2 separate regions of the Mus musculus genome follow, and region 2 is linked to region 1. Evidence: chromatin loops called from intact Hi-C (ENCODE). Cell type or tissue: heart. All regions are shown on one strand.

The links. A loop is a pair of places that touch in the nucleus more often than their neighbours do. Peaks named below come from ENCODE experiments on the same cell type or tissue, not always from the same donor. Only the 100,000 strongest peaks of a DNase experiment are listed, where the experiment ranks them.
Region 2: it touches region 1 in a loop (2.2-fold over the local background); 2 of 42 quality-filtered maps call a loop at or near these places.

Annotation. Positions count from the first base shown.
Region 1 is chr3:95,752,459-95,757,458 of GRCm38, reverse strand. It overlaps Tars2 (threonyl-tRNA synthetase 2, mitochondrial (putative)), which reads left to right and starts at 2,482. Exons shown (of 18, transcript NM_027931.3): 1 at 2,482-2,701; 2 at 2,944-3,140; 3 at 4,329-4,452. The coding sequence starts at 2,621. In heart, no CTCF peak of the experiment used is centred here; a DNase peak (open chromatin) is centred at 2,518; H3K4me3 peaks cover 1,626 bases; H3K27ac peaks cover 1,369 bases.
Region 2 is chr3:95,613,984-95,618,983 of GRCm38, reverse strand. Golph3l (golgi phosphoprotein 3-like) reads right to left here. Exons shown (of 5, transcript NM_146133.3): 5 at 1-1,940. The coding sequence ends at 1,513. Among named protein-coding and RNA genes, the nearest start is that of Ensa, 8.5 kb to the left of the region's middle. In heart, CTCF peaks have their summits at 2,065 (motif pointing right) and 4,403 (motif pointing left); no DNase peak of the experiment used is centred here.

The sequences.
Region 1 (5,000 bases):
CTTTGACCAAGTGAGGATGCCTGGTCTAAAAGTAGAAGAAACCTGAGAAGTTGCTTTATTTTAATTAAGGATTTGGGGCGCCCTTTATTGCAGACTTCCTTCTCCTCCTGTGGACCTCATTTACTCAGTGTCTGTAGCTAGTCTGTAGGAACAAGTTAGGAAACACCACATTTCTTGATTTTTTTCTTGAAAGTACTTCACTCTAAAAGTCCTGTGGGCACAAGTGTCTGGGCCATGTGCTTCAGGAAGGAAAAGGAAAGAAATGCATGTTAGCAAGCATGACCCATTATGAGTCTGGCCTTAGAGAAGTGATGTGACTCTGAGCAACCCAGGCTGTGGCTTGGACAGACTAGGACTTGGCCTTGAGATAATTTTCCAGGGTTTAAAGGGAACATAAGAACACTACTGACAGAGTTGTTCTTGGAATAAGATGGAATTGTGAAATAGTGCCACATCTCGGGATCCTGGCAGGCAAGAGTGGGGTGAGCAAGAAAGTTGCAGAGGTGTTTTCCAGGTAGACTAAAAGCTTAATATCTCCTGAAGCCAAGGCATGTTCAAGGAGAACAAGTATGTATTGGCCTTAGATACCTGGCTTGCTACAGTGGGTGAGGGAATAACACAACATTCCTTCCACTGCAGGTTGCGTGATGTTGGTAGCTGGTCAGCATTAGCCCAGTGCATTGCACATAGTAAATGTTAAAGGATGCGTGTAAGAAGCTGTCATTCCCGGGTGGTATCTCCCTGTGATCCTAACAAAAGGACACTGTAGAATAATTTAAAAAGTAGTGACAAAAATCTCTACCTTTTGAAATTTACAGTCACTACATGATCAGTACATATTTAACATATATTTATTGAGCACCTCCTAGATTGTTGTCTGCAGTATGACGCTACCCTGCCTCTGTTATAGTGCCACAAAAAAATCTAGGTCTGCCATTGCCATTTTTTGTGAATGTTGCACTCTGACCACAAGAACACACACACACTATCTTCCTCCCCACAGCCTTGTCTCTTTCTTTGTATTTCAGGATGTCTAACATATCAGAAGATGGAGCCCCAGAGTGGCCTATGACTCAAGTCAGCTGCCCTCCTCAGGCAGAACGAACATTGGGCTTTGGAAGCCTAGGTTAAGCAGCTTGTTCTGACAACTCTTCCACAAGACCCCATGATCCCATCACCACTGCAATCTGGGAATGGACTAAGTGTCCCCACCCCCAGGTGAGGGACTACTTGAGTTAATAAGGGTGCTAATAAGTTCATTTCCCTTTATGCTTCTCCACACATCTGACCGTGTTTCTGTTTTTACTGTGTAAAGCTAATATGTCTAGCCCTGCATCTGAGATTTAATGGAGAGAGATCAAAGAAAGAATAAAGAAAGATGAAGGTGGGGTGCTGATGAGAGACCAAAGGCTTATGTAAGGAACAGAGAACAAGATGTTGGATGTCTCTAAGATGGTCAGGGAGTCTATTGGAAATAAACTATGGAAAGAACAAGGTATGCTGGAAGAGTGCACACTGCAGATTCATCGGCACGCATGTTTTTTACCTTAAACTACCTTCTGTAATCTTTGAATTCCACATCTGAGACCTGTAAGATGGCTCAGCAGATAACAGGTACTTACTGCCCAAGCCTGGCAACGTGACTTTGACCCCTAAGACCCATGTAAAGTGAAAGGACAGAAGTGGCCACAGAAAGGTAGCATGTGACCTACAAAACTGTGCCGCCCACGCCTTCAAAGATTCTTCACACACACGCAATAATGATTGATTGATTAAATTCCACATCTGTGACATTAAGAGGTCTCTAAAGTCCCTCCACCACGACTGCAAAGGAATGACCACCAAGATAGTCTTAGAGTTGTTACATTCAGTGGTAATAACAGTGTCTTGCAAGCCGGGCAGTGGGCGTGCACGCCTTTTATCCCAGCACTCGGGAGGCAGAGGCTGGTGGATTTCTGAGTGCTAGGCCAGCCTGGTCTACAGAGTGAGTTCCAGGACAGCCTAGGGGAAAAAGAGAACAAAAACAACAACAAAACCAGTGTCTTGCTGCTGGTGCTAATTATCATATACCAAGCACCGAGATGAGCAATTTACACAAAATGTACCTTCAGAATGGAACATATATTTTTATTCTTGTTTTATAGATTAAAAAATCGAGATTACAGAAAGTTTACTTAAAAAAAAAAAAACTACTTAATGCCAGATCCAGGATTTACACTAAATGTTTAGTTCCAGTGTCTGTACTTGTTTCTTGTCAGCTTTAAGAATGTTTAATAAATTTTATAATTAAAGGAAAATGACTAACTTCCACTTCCTGTTTTTCTCTCATTCTTGCCCCAGGAGGTATGCCCTGTCCTCAAAGTTGGATGCCTTCTTGTCACTTTGGGAACCCAGACTGCAGGTGTGTGCAACAGCTTCCACTTTCCGGTCAACCGGAACCTTTCCCAGAGCGGCTGCTGCTGTGTGGGTTCTACCTCAGCGGAGTTCCTGGGGGTGGTGCCCGGCCGGAATGGCGGCTATGTTATCCAATAGGAAAGGATATTACTGACTTAGAAGCCAATGAGGAGCCTGGTGAGGAAGAAGCGGTGATCGGAGCATGGAGGTACCGATTTGAGACAGCATGGGTCTCTGTCTGAGGTGGCGCCGGCTTGGGTTCCCACTCCCAGAGTTCCGCCGCTGCGAGCTCCACACCGTGCGTGAGGTACGCCAAGCTCCCAACCATTTAGCCCAGCGGAGTCCAAGGGGGCAGGCTGTCCAGCCCCTCCTGGACCCTGCTGCCCCACTCGGAAATGTGCGGTTCCTTTGAATCCCCAAATTAAGACCTAGTGTCACCCAGTTTCCACCTTAAAACCAATGCTTCTTAAACACCCATAACCCCTACGACCCCATTCCGGAGTAGTGGAAATAAGCCCGCGATACCTCCTAACGTGCCTTTTCCTCCAGGCCTCTGCACCAACTCCTCCACATTGGTTGGCAGAACGATTTGGCCTTTTTGAGGAGCTATGGACCGCTCACGTGAAAAAGTTAGCAAGTATGACACAGAAGAAAGCCCGGGCTATTAAGATATCACTTCCTGAAGGCCAGAAGGTAGATGCTGTTGCATGGAACACAACCCCTTACCAACTGGCCCATCAGATCAGGTATCAAGCCAGCCTTTCTACCTACAAGAATTATTTTTCTGTCCTTTTCTGCACCCGGTCAGAAAATGAAAGCATCTTTTTGTTTCTCTTTGGTTTTTCGAGACAGGGTTTCTCTGTGTAGCCCTGGCTGTCCTGGAACTCACTCTGTAGACCAGGCTGACCTCAAACTCAGAAATCCGCCTGCCTCTGTCTCCCAAGTGCTGGGATTAAAGGCATGCGCCACCATTGTCCCGCTACATTTTTTCTTTTTCTTTGTTTCCCATCAGAAAGGTGTAGTCTTTGGGCAGGGAGGGGGTTAGGGTTGGGGGGGGGGGTCAGTCAGTCATTTAATTGATTACCACACAAGCATAAGGACCTGAAATATGAATTTGTGGAAGGAAACTGACTCCTAAAAATTGTCCTCTGACCCCCCCCCCACACACACACACACACTGTAGCATGTGTGCCCCACCCATAAATAAATGAAATAATAGTTTCAGGTTAAAAATAAAAAGGGTGTGGTGACATGTGCGTGTAATCTGGTCAGCCAACCTAGCCTGCTGGCGATGCTCTTTGCCAAAGAAAGACCCTCTTCTAAAGGCATGATTGTTGACTCCCGAGGAAGAATGCACACCTACTCCCCCAGAAAAGCATCTTGTTAAAAGAAAAAAAAAAAAAAAAAGGCTGGGCGTGGTGGCACACGACTTTAGTCCCAGCACTTGGGAGGCAGAGGCAGAGGCAGAGGCAGGGGGATTTCTGAGTTCGAGGCCAGCCTGGTCTACAAAGTGAGTTCCAGGACAGCCAGGGATACACAGAGAAACCCTGTCTCCCATGTGCTAAGATTGCAGGTGTGAACCCCTACGCTCAGATAGTCCTTCTTGCCAAGCATAGTGCTACAGGCCTGTAATCTTAGCATTCAGAAAGTGGAGGTCAAAGATTCAGAATTCAGGGCCAGCCTGGGCCAAACAGCAAGACCTGTCTTTAAAATAGAGGGTAGGATGAGGACTTTTTTTTTATAAGGATTTGTCTTTATAGTTTCAGAATTTCTGCCCTTCCCAATGTAGTGGATACATTGGGAAAAGAAACAGCAGATCTTTACTGCTCTGGAAACTTCACTCAGCAAATTAGAGTTGCTGAGAAAAGTCAGCCTCCTGCCCTGGGGATTGTAACAACTCTGTCTTCATTCCCACTACCCTCCTACTGCTACAGTGTAACACTGGCTGATACTGCAGTGGCTGCTGAAGTAAATGGAGAACTTTACGATCTGGACCGACCCTTGGAGACAGATTGTCACCTCAGATTTCTGACATTTGATTCCCCAGAGGGCAAAGCGGTAAGTTTCTCCCATATGGTGAGCACAGTGCCTAATTATCTGAGTGATCTTTAAACAGGAAAATGTAATTGTTCTTTTGCTTCACTTTCTCAATTCAAAAGTGGGGAGGAGACTGATCACAGACTAATTATTCCTGTGGAACCTGGAAAGTCTTCATGAAGGCTTTTATTTAGCATTGGTCTATAAAGCAAATACCTTGTGTGCTTGTGAAAGGGGGAGAAAAGGCTGAGAAATAGGATAACCTATTCAACCTCTTGTGCACACAGTGTAAGTCATCCGTGATGTCTGCCTAGTTCTCATGGGTTCCATAACGGAGCACAAAAGCCAGGGCCTTCCACTTTGTTTGTTATTAGAGTTCAGAAAAATATATTTATCATCTAAATGTGACTAGTGAACCAACCCAAGAATAGTTCCATCCCAGCAGATCCCAGGAACAGAAAATAATGGCACTAAGCAAAACAGACTGCTAGGACAGCTACTGGGTGGGGCCCCGGTGTGTAGCAACAACACACACAGCAGTATTAAAGAACTGTGGGTTGGTTTTGTTG
Region 2 (5,000 bases), 140 kb after region 1:
GGCTTTTGCCCTTCTAGAAAGCCAGACTAAGGCTCTGCTTAGCTTCTCAAATGACAGCTTTTATCTCTACTCATCTAAGAGTCAGATGAAAACAATAACAATAAGCTGGAGAACTTTCATGGACCTAGGAAGGTTCAAGGGAACGATGAGGTTATAATTTATTTCTGATTAGAAGGATTTGGTATTAGTCCAAGTCATCTGTGGTGGCTGTGTGAAAGCCTGTCTCTCCCCAGTGGTCAACAGGGTGCTTGAACTCTGCACAACACAGTGCTGGCCTCTTCACAACCCTTGAGCTTAGGCTTTGCATCTGCTGCTGGTGACACTCAACTGGCCATCTAAATAGGATCTCTCCACCCTCTTCATCCTCTCTACTGAAGCAAAAACATTTTAAGGGATTTGGCCAGGATGGCTGTGTTGAAAGAAGACACAATTTAGAGGGTGACAATAGATTAAATATAGACAGAATTACTGCCAAAGCCCTTAAATACAGGGAAAATTTATCCATTTATGTAGGAAATAAAAACAGGGACTATGCAAATATGGAGGTTGGCTACATTGTTGGGACTCAATGCTGTAATTTGGGACTTGAAACTTAATTCCCTTAATTTTATCAGAGTAGAGATATTTAAAGTAGTCTAGAGCAAACAGAACAGTCACATACTGAAGGATATGTGAAAAGTCTTTAATTTTTCAATGCGAGATGGTCTCATATAGCCAAGGCTAGCCCTGAATCTAGCTGCCACTCTCTCTTCAGGGCTCAGATGACACTTGGTTTCATGGATGTGAAGTCTCATGTTGCCCCACTTCTCTACAGGTCCTAATGCTGGCTGTAAGGAGGAGGTGACTGAGGCACACTGCTTTTTCAATTCAGAATCTTAATGAGTGTGGGAGCCAGACAAAGCTAAAAAGGAGTGTAGAATACATTTCTGCTCTGAGAACTAAGGGATTCGGGTCATCAAACTTGGAGTGTTTTCATTATGTGAAGATGAGAAAATCACAGGTGGGAGGTATAATCTCAGGAACCATTTGCTTCAAAAATTAGTCTTGTTCCCACTGCCTCTCATTCAAAGAGTCAGTGATTTCAGGAAGTGTCACTGCTTAACAGAGCGGAGAAACAAAGCCTGAGAAAACATGAATAAGGGAGAAAAAAAATTGAATATGGTTTACTGTTCATTTCCTTCACATTTTGTTGCTGGAAAACTCTAATCCCCACACAGGAACTCTTGTTTATCCAGAACCACACTGGTTAAAACTAAACCCAGAAATGGGAGTTGTTTATTAGATGTGTGTGGGTTCACCCCTTTCATTCAGACAGAGTGGAAGTGAGGAGAAACAGTCTGCTTAGAAGGTCATGGCCGATGGACAGAGAGGCCATGAAGTTTTCCTCCTCAAGTCAGGAGTCTGATTCAAAAAGTGGGGAAATGATGATAGCATCTTATCACACTGAACTCAGTGATTGGGTCTCTGAGAGTCACCAGCCAGCCGGGAAAAGGAGACACCCGCCTGCTGGCTTTAGGATTTGTTGAAGGCTGCCAGCACAGCCCAGATCATCTCTGTAGCATTGTGCTTTGTCCCCTCCACTTCAGGGTCCAGTTCTACTAGGTCCTTGGTTCGATTCATTGCCACATCATACTTATCATCTGTCAGACAAGAGAAGACATTCTCCAGCACATCAGAAGAGTGGGCCAGCACCAGGAGGGCCAGTGTTCGCCTGTCCATGCGCTGAGGGTCATTTACCCACCGTTCTAGCACACTGTCTTGAAGCTTTTTCATTAGTCGCTGTTTCTCTGTCGTATTGGTCACTGGATGAGTGGTCATGTCGAAGAGCAGGAAATTCTGCTTCTCTGTGGTTAGAATGCCCTTTTCCACCAGGTTCTTGGCAATTCGTTCTCGTACATTTCTCAGCTGGTACTGTAATTTGAAAGGGTTCCATGTCTCACCTGTTGGGAAACAGACAGTGGAAAACAAAATTTAAAAAGCCAGTTTGTTATTTGAGCCTCGTTTAAAAATTTTTAAAAAAAGATTTATTTTATTTATATGAGTGCAATGTAGCTGACTTCAAACACACCAGAAGAGGGCGTCAGATCTCATTTATGGGTGGTTGTGAGCCACCATGTGGTGGCTGGGAATTGAACTCAAGACCTCTGGAAGAACAGCCAGTGCTCTTAACTGCTGAGCCATCTCTTCAGCCGACCTTGTTTAAAATTTTAAAAGCACAATCTCCATCCATGGAGGAACATGCCAACTCACTCTTTGATCCACACTTTGTGCTTTCTGTGTTGGGTTTTTTGGTTTTTCGAGACAGGGTTTCTCTTTATAGCCCTGGCTGTCCTGGAACTCATTCTGTAGACCAGGCTGGCCTCGAACTCAGAAATCTGCCTAACTCTGCCTCCTGAGTGCTGGAATTAAAGGCGTGCTCCACCATTGCAGAGGTCTAAGGTCCCTTTCTTCTACTTATTGGATGGAAGGCCTATCCAGAAGTGGTGACCTGACAATATGGATCAAGCTGCCCCATTCTAGCTTCTTTGAAGAGGTTCTAGACTGGAAAAGAAATGACAAGAAAGAGGATAAAAGGCTGCCTGCCATTCCACTACCCATAGTGCAAGAGTACCAGTATCACACTAGGAGAAATGGGCTAAAAGCCTGCAGGAAGAGTTCCACAGCTGAACCTGAGAAGTCCATTTGGTTGCGTGTAGAGAATTTTAAGTCAAAAGGTGTTGCTGAAAACCATGGAAAAGTTGGTAAAGAACAATTACCAGGATTATGAGAGCAAACATAAATTGACAAAGCCTCCGAGAATTTAACAGTAACCAGAGAAAATGAAGCAAAACCCTGTTGGGATCATGGCTAACTCTGGTGGGTGCAAGGGTGTGGGCTTACACTAGATGCACATACTCAAGGTGCAATCAGAACAGGGTTTGGAGCTTGATTAAAGGATGTCACAGATACCAGGGGTTTAAGCATAACCTCTGACCGAACATGTAACAGTAAGGTACCATCCACCCCACCCCATCTACTTTCCTTTCTGAGACAGTGTCTGAACATATACAAAGTGGCTTAGATTTCCTTATGTCGGGCCTCAAACTGGTGATCCTTCTGCCTCAGGTGTGCATTCCCCTGCCCAGATAATAAGCAGCTATGACTCTAATAAGTTAGGCTTGAATATGCATCTCTGGTAGACTTCCAGGTTCTCCTGGAATTCTGGTTTTCTTTTGGTTTCTTCTTTCTTTTCTTCTCTCTTCTTCTTTCCTCCTCCTCCCTCCTCCTCCTCCTCCTTCCTCTTCTTTTTTCTTCTTCATCTGTTTTATTTTATTTTTTTCGAGACAGGGTTTCTCTGTGTAGCCCTGGCTGTCCTGGAACTCACTTTGTAGACCAGGCTGGCCTCAAACTCAGAAATCTGCCTGCCTCTGCCTCCCAAGTGCTGGGATTAAAGGTGTGCGCCACCACGCCCGGCTGAATTCTGGTTTTCTATATTGCAGAAGCTCTATTTGACCTGGTAAAGCTGAGAAGACTGAGGTTTGCTTCCTGTGCTTGATGGACAGGAGCTATTCAGGTGTCATAGGCTGGCAACACTGGGACCCTAAATGTCCCATCTTAACTTTGAGAAGAAGTTCTACACTGGAAGGGCAAGCTGTGTTTATAATCAAGACTGTTGCCTTCCTCAGGAAAAAAACAAAAAACAAAACAAAAAAAAAAAAAAACCCAAAAATAAAAAGCAAAAACCCAGAAAAGGAATTTCCAAGTTACTAGCCTTTATTCTTGTATTTTTTGCTTCTGTAAAAAAAAAAAAAAAAAAAAAAAAAATGGGGTGAATTATAATCTAATAGCTGTGTCCAGATCTCATCACATCCTATATATTCAACAGTAAAAGGGTAAAATAAAACCTAAGTACAGCTCAGTAGTTTAGACTCTGCCTAGCACGTTGGTCAGGCCATAGGGTGAATCCCTAACATCAAAGAAACAGCAATAACATTTAATTGGATCATGTATGGTGGCCTATGCTAGCAACCCCAGCACTCAGGAGACAGAGGAGGAACATGAAGACTTCAAGGTCATGTTTAAATACACAACGAGTTTCAAGATCAGTCTGGGCTACAAGAGACCTTATCTCAGTAAACAACAATCACAACAACAGAACCCAAAAAAGTTGTGCTGAAGAGATGGTTTAGGAGTTGAAAGAACTTGTTCTTCCAGAGGACCTAGGTTCCCAACTGTCTATAACTCCAGATCCAGGGGATCTAATGTTCTCTTTTGGCTTTCACAGGCTGTGTACACATGTAGTGTACTAAGATACATGCAGGCGGGGCTGGAGAGCACTGACTGATCTTCCAAAGGTCCTGAGTTCAAATCCCAGCAACCACATGGTGGCTCACAACCATCTGTAATGAGATCTGATGCCCTCTTCTGGTGTGTCTGAAAACAGCTACAGTGTACTTATATATAATAAGTAAATCTTAAAAAAAAAAACCCAAAATGTAATTGGCTAAAGGGGTTATGCTGCTTGCTTTTCATTGTCACCTTGGTTTCGATTCCCAGGAGAGGGCTGGCTGGAAGAAAAAGCAGGTAACAAGTGCTTACTGGGAAAGCCTGCTGACCAGGGGCTGATCCCTGCAATTTATATGGAATGAGAGACTCCTAAAAGCTGTCTCCTGACTTCCACATGTGTGCAATGGTACACACACATGCTAAAAGTAAGGGGCACCTGCTGGGATGACTCAGGGGTCAAGGCGCTTGCTGCCAAGCCTGACAGTCTGAGTTTGAACTTGGACCTCAATGGTGGAAGAAAACTGACTCCTAGGAGTTGTCCTCTGACCTCCAGATATGTATTGTGGCAATTGCTTGAGCACACCCCACACTCTATGTAAATAAAAATGTAATAATAAAAAGGAATTGCCAGGAAGGCATGCCCTTTGGTATGTGTGTACAGACCATGTCTAGGAGGGTTAGCTGAGAAGGAAAGCCCCATCTTAGACACTGGATGAGTAAAAGAAGACAAAGGG